3 separate regions of the Homo sapiens genome follow, and all the other regions are linked to region 1. A link is a contact called in ENCODE Hi-C or POLR2A ChIA-PET data. All regions are on one chromosome and are shown on one strand. The core of a region is the stretch at or near the end of the contact, and the rest is flanking DNA. Distances in the headings are between cores, read along the strand shown. Region 1 overlaps IL6R (interleukin 6 receptor). Region 2 holds the start of TDRD10 (tudor domain containing 10). Region 3 overlaps IL6R (interleukin 6 receptor).

Evidence for each region. Hi-C counts contacts between places; a loop is a spot of excess contacts on that map. ChIA-PET counts read pairs that join two places held with the same protein, here RNA polymerase II (POLR2A). Pooled maps may share reads with other maps.
Region 2: a loop to region 1 is called in a pooled map, with 2.6 times the contacts of the local background. The contact joins the promoter of TDRD10 here to the enhancer-like site in region 1. A Hi-C loop is called at or near these places in 1 of 168 maps with a recorded cell type or tissue (mesothelial cell of epicardium) and 6 of 50 pooled maps. POLR2A ChIA-PET finds 5 or more read pairs at or near these places in 6 of 52 experiments (GM12878, Panc1, T-cell and 3 more).
Region 3: a loop to region 1 is called in a map of CD4-positive, alpha-beta T cell, with 3 times the contacts of the local background. The contact joins two enhancer-like sites. A Hi-C loop is called at or near these places in 10 of 168 maps with a recorded cell type or tissue (CD14-positive monocyte, CD4-positive, alpha-beta T cell, Caco-2 and 6 more), 2 of 37 single-sample maps with no recorded cell type and 17 of 50 pooled maps. POLR2A ChIA-PET finds 5 or more read pairs at or near these places in 19 of 52 experiments (BJ, CD4-positive, alpha-beta T cell, CD4-positive, alpha-beta memory T cell and 14 more).

Annotation. Positions count from the first base shown.
Region 1 is chr1:154,461,925-154,464,665 of GRCh38, reverse strand. The region is part of intron 9 of IL6R (interleukin 6 receptor); the gene reads right to left. Among named protein-coding and RNA genes, the nearest start is that of TDRD10, 39 kb to the left of the region's middle. Within about 2 kb of position 1,350, at least 19 of the 41 ENCODE cell types and tissues checked have a DNase peak (open chromatin) inside an H3K27ac peak, as active enhancers do.
Region 2 is chr1:154,500,780-154,503,509 of GRCh38, reverse strand. TDRD10 (tudor domain containing 10) reads right to left here and starts at 1,291. Exons shown (of 13, transcript NM_182499.4): 1 at 481-1,291. It overlaps SHE (Src homology 2 domain containing E), which reads left to right and starts at 1,098. Exons shown (of 6, transcript NM_001010846.3): 1 at 1,098-2,074. The coding sequence starts at 1,484.
Region 3 is chr1:154,419,640-154,422,339 of GRCh38, reverse strand. The region is part of intron 1 of IL6R (interleukin 6 receptor); the gene reads right to left. Among named protein-coding and RNA genes, the nearest start is that of IL6R-AS1, 14 kb to the right of the region's middle. Within about 2 kb of position 1,304, at least 8 of the 41 ENCODE cell types and tissues checked have a DNase peak (open chromatin) inside an H3K27ac peak, as active enhancers do.

The DNA of each region.
Region 1 (2,741 bases), core at 101-2,600:
ATCACCAGGGAGTTCACCATACTCTGAAGAGTTGGTGAGTTTCCAAAACACTCCCAAGGAAATAGATGTGTATTGTTGGTCCAATTTACAAGTGAAGAAACTGAGGCACCAAAAAGTCACTTAACAGTCCCTTAATTGTCCCATTGCAGAGGCTGTTCATTAGGTACACATCATCAGTCCCAAATCCATTTACTTAAAAAAAAGAAAAATAGGCTGGGCGCAGTGGCTCACGCCTGTAATCCCCACACATTGGGAGGCCGAGGCGGGCGGATCACCTGAGGTCAGGAGTTCAAGACCAGCCTGGCCAACGTGGTGAAACCCCGTCTCTACTAAAAATACAAAAATTAGCCAGGCGTAGTGGCAGGCACCTGTAATCCCAGATACTTGGGAGGCTGAGGCAGGAGAATCGCTTGAACACGGGAGGCAGAGGTTGCAGTGAGCTGAGATCGTGCCATTGCACTTCAGCCTGGGCAACAAGAGTGAAACTCTGTCTCAAAAATAAAAAAAAAGAAAAGGAAAGAAAATAAAAAAAGAAAGCATTCTTTTAGTAGGGAAAGAAAATGGGCCTCTCGGTCAAAGTAAGGCTGGCAGGAGGCAGATAATTTGCAACCGCCATGTAATAGCAGGAAAAGGGTCCCACTGCTCCCTCAACTGCCTTCCTGTTCCTCTTGCTCCTAATGTTGCTGACCTCCCCAGTTCTCCCTACGCCTCTCGGTCCACTCCCACCATGCTGGTGAGTTCCCACAGACTCAACTGTCGGCACCACTGGGCACAATTTGACTCATCTGACAGGAAAGTCAATGCTACACAGGAAGGAGATAGACATCTTTCTGATCACAGCTTGGTTCACAGTGCTCCACTCTGGGCCCAAAGCCAGGGCTCAGTAACTGAGAAAAGTCACTTGACAGCTCAAAGAAAGATGAAATGGTGACATGGATCTTCAAAAGCACAGTCACGTCCCCTTCCTAAAGGGGCCCTTCAACTGTGCCAGGGTGGCCAGTGCCCCAAGCCTCAGCCCCTCCCTCTTGCTTCCCACTTTGTGACTGACATGCCTCCTAACCCCAAAGTGGGAACAAGGTGGCCTCCCTCAATTCCATGGAAGATCAGTTACTCCAGGAAGGGCTGGGAAAGAGGAGGGGAAACCAATGTCAAAAACAAGATTTGGGGATTTTCCTTGGGTTTCTTTTTATATCGACAGGTTATTCCTGTCCTTGTTATGATAAATAATTAATAGTTGGCTCCAAATCTGCCACTGGCTTTTAGCTTGGTATCCAAATGAAATAAACAATCTGCAGAATATTATTTAGGGCTTCACCATGTGGACACCACACAGGAAGAGAGCCCAGCAGGGCTGCTGACTGGAGCTATGCTGAGTCATTGAATGGAGTTCTCCTGTAAGAAAGGACTGAGGAGAGAATCATTACACTCTGGATTTCAAAGAATTCAGACTCTCTGACCCAGGAATTCTACTTCTGGGAAAAGAAAGAACATAGCTATAAAAAAAAAAAAACCCTTTATGCACAAAGATGTTCAACACAGTGTTTTTTATAAAAGCAAAATAAGGCCGGGTGTGGTGGCTCATGCCTGTAATCCCAGCACTTTGGGAGGCCAAGGTGGGTGGATTACTTGAGGTCAGGAGTTCAAGACCAGCCTGGCCAATGTGGCAAAACCCTGTCTCTACTAAAAAAGAATTAGCCGGGTGTCGTGGCGCATGCCTGTAATCCCAGCTACTTGGGAGGCTGACGCAGGAGAATTGCTTGAACCCAGGAAGCAGAGGTTGCAGTGTGCTGAGATTGTGCCACTGCACTCCAGCCTGGGTGACAGAGTGATGTGTCTCAATAAATAAATAAATTAATTAATTAATTAAATAAAAGCAAAATAACACCCAAATAATTGGTAATGTTTGGGTGCCACCAATTAGGAGTAATAGGAGGTTGATTAAGAGAAATTGGTATATCCACCTAATACTACAGCTAATGAAAGTGAGATTTATGGCCAGGCACGGTGGCTCACGCCTGTAATCCCAGCACTTTGGGAGGCCTAGGCGGGCAGATAACGAGGTCAGGAGTTCGAGACCAGCCTGACCAACATTGTGAAACCCCACCTCTATTAAAAAATACAAAAATTAGCCAGGCATGGTAGCAGGCGCCTGTAATCCCAGCTACTCAGGAGACCGAGGCAGGAGAACTGCTTGAACCCAGGAGGCGGAGGCTGCAGTGAGCTGAGATCGCACCATTGCATTCCAGCCTGGGCAATAAGAATGAAACTCCGTCTCAAAAAAAAAAAAAAAAGTCTGAGATTTACAAGAATTTGTACTAATGTGAAAGAATGCCTGTGTTATAGTGCTAAGTGTGAAAGGCAGGATGCAGAGCTGAGGATACAGAATAATCATGGCTGTGTAAAAACAAACAAGAAACTAGGCAGAGGAAAAAGACTCAGGAGATTTGTCTAAATATTAAGTGTTCTTGATCTGGGTGTTGATTGTAAAACCATCTCCACAGGGTTGACAAAAATTGCATGCTGGGTTCTGGACAGAAATATATTAATAGTTATAATGAAGCAGTAATCAGGCTGCACTTTGGCCCATTTCCTTATTGCAAAAAGTCACGTAGCCCTAGACACTGACCATCTGCATCCCCGTTGTTTCTGTAGATAGGATTTCTGACATTAGGATCCTAAGACTTTTGTTTAAGGATCACTTAAGATGTTTTACGGACCCCTAATTCCGGCAACCAGTTTGA
Region 2 (2,730 bases), core at 42-2,541, 39 kb before region 1:
TTCAAGCGATTCTCCTGCCTCAGCCTCCTGAGTAGCTGCAACCATAGGCGCGCACCACCACGCCCGGCTAATTTTTGTATTTTTAGTAGAGACCAGGTTTCACCATGTTGGCCAGGCTGGTCTCGAACTCTTGATCTCAGGTGATCTGCCCGCCTCGGCCTCCCAAAGTGCTGGGATTACAGTCGTGAGCCACCGCGCCCGGCCTCAGAAAGCTTTTAAAGGGCTTCGAAGGGAGGGAGGAATGGCAGAGGCGTCTTTTCCCTTAAAGTGGCCACAGTTCTGCACACGGCACTCCCCGCCCGCACAAATCCAGACTAGGAGGGCCGCTCCCAACCGGCGCGAGCGAGCGACGGCCCCGCGGGAACAGCGACCCCTTTCCCCCATCAGTCGGGACGAGGGCGTTTCCCATGGCTGCCTGCCGACGCCCCTCCCTCCCAACCCTCGCCTGGCATCCCGGGACCTGGGGCCGACAAGCCATACCTCGTCTCGCGGGCCACGCGCGTGCACCTGCGATCGCGACGCCCAGCCTTCGCGCCTTCTCCCTCCGCGCTCCGCCCCCTCTGAGCCCGGGGGCACGGGGCGGGGCTTGCCGGCAGCCAATCCCCGGCGGCCACGGCGGGAAGAGCCTCGCGCTGCCCAGGACCGTGTGCCACCGAAGAGTAACGGAACTAGCGCAGGAGCTGGCGACCGTTGTCCCTGCGCCCGGACCTCGGGCCGCAACCTCTGCCCTACCGCCAAAAATAACGTCTGCAGAAAGAGTGGAGTAGAGCGGAGTGGGTGGGCGAGGGGCTTCCTTCCCGGGGGTGAGCGGCGCACGTGACACTCCTGGGCGCGTGTGAAGGCAGCGCCCGGCCGAGACCGGCTCGGTGCAGACGCGGGCTGTCGGCGGCAGAAGGGGGCTCTCTGCTCAGTGGGGCGCGGCCGATCCGCACGTGCGGCCGCCGCCCCTTTCTCCAGAGCTCGCAGCCCGACCCGCCTCTGCCATGGCGCTCACCCCGCCGCCCCCAGCTCTGGGCAGGAGGTGGCGGGGCTGGGAGGCGCCAGCCGCGGAGGGGAGGGGCGCGCGGAGTTGATGGGCCGCTCGCCGTCCGTCCACCGTCTGTCGCTGCGCCGGGGATACTCCCGCCGCCTCCGCTCGGTCCTCTCTGGTCCCTGGGAGCGTGGGCTGGGCCGCAGGGGGCTTCCGTGGGCCTGGCCTCTCCCACCGCAGGAGGAAAGAGCAGGGGGAAGCCCCCGGCGCCCGCCGCCTCCGAGAGCCACGGTGTCCTCGGGCCGGGCAGGCGTTGAAGACGAGCCCGGGCGGGGCCCCCCGCGCGTCGTGCCTGTCGCCTGCCGTGTCCGGAGCAGAGGCTAGCGCCCGCCCGCTCGGCGCCCCGAGCCGTGAGAACCCCACCCTGCCGGGCGTGGGCGACGGCCGGCCGGGGGCGCACGGAGCAGCCGTCGCGGGGCCTCGCCGCGGCCTCCAGCGCCCCAGTCACGGGGAATGCAGTGGTCCCCGACCCCTGGCGCCTCTGCGTGTCTGGGCTGGGCTTCCTCGCTCGCCTGCTCCACGGCCCCGACGCTCCTGGGCCGAGCCGGCCGGGGCCCCCTCATGGCGGCCAAGTGGTTCAAGGAGTTCCCCCTGAACCTGAAGACCGTGTCGGAGCGGGCCAAGCCCGGGGGCGGCGGCGGCAAATTGCGCAAGAACTCGGAGGCGGGCGGCGCTGGGCCGGGTCCTGGCAAGGGCCGCAAGAACTCGGCGGCCGAGCTGGGGAGCGGCAGGGCCGGCGTCGGCCCCAAGGACAGCCGGCTGTCCCGCGACAGCCTGCAGGGTCTGATTCAGGCCGCCGCGGGCAAGGGCCGCAAAAACTCCCGGGCCACGGAGGAGGAGCCCCACCGGGGTGCAACCAAGAGCTCGGGCTGCAGCACCTACATCAACAGGCTCATCAAGGTGGACACTCAGGAGAAGAACGGGAAGAGCAACTACCCCAGCAGCAGTAGCTCCAGCTCCAGCTCCTCTTCCTCCGCGTCCTCTTCCCCTTCCTCCCTGGGGCCCGAGCTGGACAAGGGCAAGATTATTAAGCAGCAAGAGACGGTAAGAATACAGCCTCCCTTGGACCACCTCTCAGTCGAAGGGGAGCCCTGGGCGCCTGCTAAGCCCTAGGCTTCTTTAGACCTAAGAGGCAGTGAGGATAGGTTTCCTAAGGTCCTTTCTCCCTCCACCATTTGGGAATTCCTGACCATTTAAAATTCTTAGACTGTTTTTTAATTCTTGAAAAACTCTTATTTTAGAGGTGGGGAGTTTTGCAGAAATGTACTAGCCATTGAATTTTGTTAGCAGTTTAGAAGAGTCGTTGAATGAGATATTCCTGTTTGGTTACATTTGACCCCTTTATAGATGTGGTTCATTTTAATTTTGATATTCAGGGGAATTGCAAAGCTAGGCTTGTGTATGACTTTTATGCTTCTTGAGCATAAGGAATGGTAACCTCTCAAGTGTGTAGATATGCATTTCAAAGCTTCAGGAAATGGTTTAACCAACAGTCTTCTCCACTGATTTGGAAGTTCCATCATTTTCTGCGGTTCCACCGAGTAAAGGGCTCCTCGGAGGTTCAGCAAATCTCCAAGACTGCTGCCCTTTCATTCATTCCATGGGCATTTGTTGCGCAGCAGCCATATGAGGAAAGGAGCACAGGGCATTAAGGGCTGTGGAGGATACAGAATATGACAAGGAAATGCTCTCAAGGAAAT
Region 3 (2,700 bases), core at 55-2,554, 42 kb after region 1:
GGGGCCTTGATAAATGAGTGGGGGTTTGATAAGTGGAGCCACAGGGAGTTACATTCCATAAAGAGAGAACAGTATATGCAAGGCATTAAGAACTGAGTCACCAGGCGCCGTGGCTCACGCCTGTAATCCCAGCACTGTGGGAGGCCGAGGCGGGCAGATCACCTGAGGTCGGGAGTTTGAGAGCAGCCTGACCAACATGGAGAAACCCCATACTAAAAATACAAAATTAGCCGGGCGTGGTGGCACACACCTGTAATCCCAGCTACTCAGGAGGCTGAGGCAGGAGAATCACTTGAACCCAGGAGGCAGAGATTGCAGTGAACTGAGATTGCACCATTGCACTCCAGCCTGGGCCACAAAAGTGAAACTCTATCTCCAAAATAATAATAATAATAATTAAAAAAAAAAGAATTGAGAGTCACCAGGCATCGTGGCTTACGCCTGTCATCCCAGCACATTGGGAGGCTGAGATGGGAGGATCGTTTGTGCCCAGGTGGCTGAGACCAGCCTGGGCAACACGGCAAAACTCCATCTCTACCAAAAAACTCTAAAATTAGCTGGGCATGGTGACACATGTCTGCGGTCCCAGCTATCTGGGAGGCTGTGGCAGAAGGATCACTTGAGCCCAGGAGGTCAAGTCTGAAGTGAGCTGTGATTGTGCCACTGCACTCCAGCCTGGGACCCAGAGCAAGACTGTGTCTCAAAAAAACAAAAAACAGTGAGAGTTCTGGGGAGGGCTGGTGTCTGGAGTATCTGAAATGCAGTAAGGAGGGAAGGAAGACCTACAGGGGAACATGGAGGGTGTGAGCACCCTCAAAGAGATCAGGCCTGACTCCACAGGCAGGGGGACTTTTGGTTCCTCTGTGGCCCCTTCTGAAATGCTATGCCTTTGCAACCCAAGAGCCTGGGTTAGGTTGGAGGCCATCCTGTGCTGCCAGCTGGCCTGGGCAGTGGGGACCCATGTCCCTGCTCAGAAACCCAGGCGGTGGGATGGGGTTGGCAGGCATGAGCCAAGCCTGTCAAAAGTATGTGCAGGCTCAATGGCTTCCCCACCTCTCCCCACTGCCCCACCAACCTCCAGGACAGGAGCATTCCATTGCTTCTTGTTTCTGTTCTCTTCCAATCTCCCTGAGAAAAAACCGACTGTCCCCTGCCCCTCCTTGGCTCCTGTGCATCATGAAGCAGCGCAGAGGCAGGAGGGAGGAAGAGCACCCAAGGACTGCGCCAAGGCCAGGGTCACATACAGGGAGGGAGCAGCTTCAGCCCAGGCTAAGAAAGAATGGGATTCTGCAGAGAGGACAAGGAAGCACCTCACCTGGGACTAAGATCACAAAAGGAGGCAGTATTGCCTCCCGAAAACAAACCCCCAAGCTCCTCCTCAACAGTCAGTGTTGGTGTCTGGTCTGGTCTGGTCAGTTTAATCACTGACTATTAATTGTGTGGGGTTGGGCTGACACAAACGTACAGTCTGCCTTGATTTGTTCTTTAATATAAAGTACATCTCAGTAGGGTGCAGTGGCTCACGCCTGTAATCTCAGCACTTTGGGAGGCTGAGACGGGTGGATCACTTGAGGTCAGGAGTTCGAGACCAGCCTGGCCAACATGGTGAAACCCTGTCTCTATTAAAAATACAAAAATTAGCCAGGCTTGGTGGTGTGTGCCTGTAATCCCAGCTACTCAGGAGGCTGAGGCATGAGAATCGCTTGAATCCGGGAGGCAGAGGCTGCAGTGAGTCGAAGGCTGCAGTGAGCTGAGATTGCACCACTGCACTCCAGCCTGGGCGAGACTCCTTCTTGAAAATAAATAAATAAATAAATAAATAAATAAAATAAAATAAAGTACATCTCCACAAGCAGGAGGCCCCTTGGTGTAGAGGAAACAGCTCTGTGCTGTCAGGTGACCTGAGTTCTATTCCTGGTCTTGTGATGACTCACAGGCAGCCATGGGCACGTCACCGCCCCTGGCAGAGCCCACTGGCCTTCTCTGTGAAATGAGGATTCAGACTGTGACCTGTAGATCCCCCACAGGCCCCCACTCCTGCGGTCTAGCATCCCATGGCGCCCAATCATTAGCTCTCAGAGGGCAGGAAGCAAACAATACTCAGCTTGAAAACACATAATGAATCTATGGATTTATTATTTAATAGTTGATGGCTTTGGGAGAAGGATGATGACCAGATCATCCCAGTGCCCTCAGAAAAATGCTTCTTTCTCCCTGGAGAGCTCTAGGGGAGGGAAAATTCCCACAACCTCCCTTGCCTCCCATTCCTCAAGGGAAAGAGAGTTTAGGTCCTAGTAACTCCCAACAAGCAAGCCCATATCTCCCTGCCCCGGTGGCCTAGGATTCCCCCTCCCAGGGACACTGGGACCCCCACCATGGCCCAGACACCCTTTGGTCTGGGGACCCTGCAGCACAGCTCTGGGAAAGTGGGGTTCCTCCCCAGTTGGGACCTAAGTTTGGGTGCCAGGAATCCAAACAGCTTTGTTGTTTTTCTACTTTTTCCCCCTCTTCAAGTAAACTTGCAAATGTCAATAACCAGAGAAAAACACGCACACGGAGACACATATTTCTCAACTCTCTTGCAGCTTGCCGCAGCTCTTGCCAGCAAAAACAAGTTCAGCTTCCTGGCCCCGTTTATGTAAGCGGTGAACCAGCTGCCTGGCCTGCCACCGAGGACACAGGCTTGGCTCGTGCCTGCTA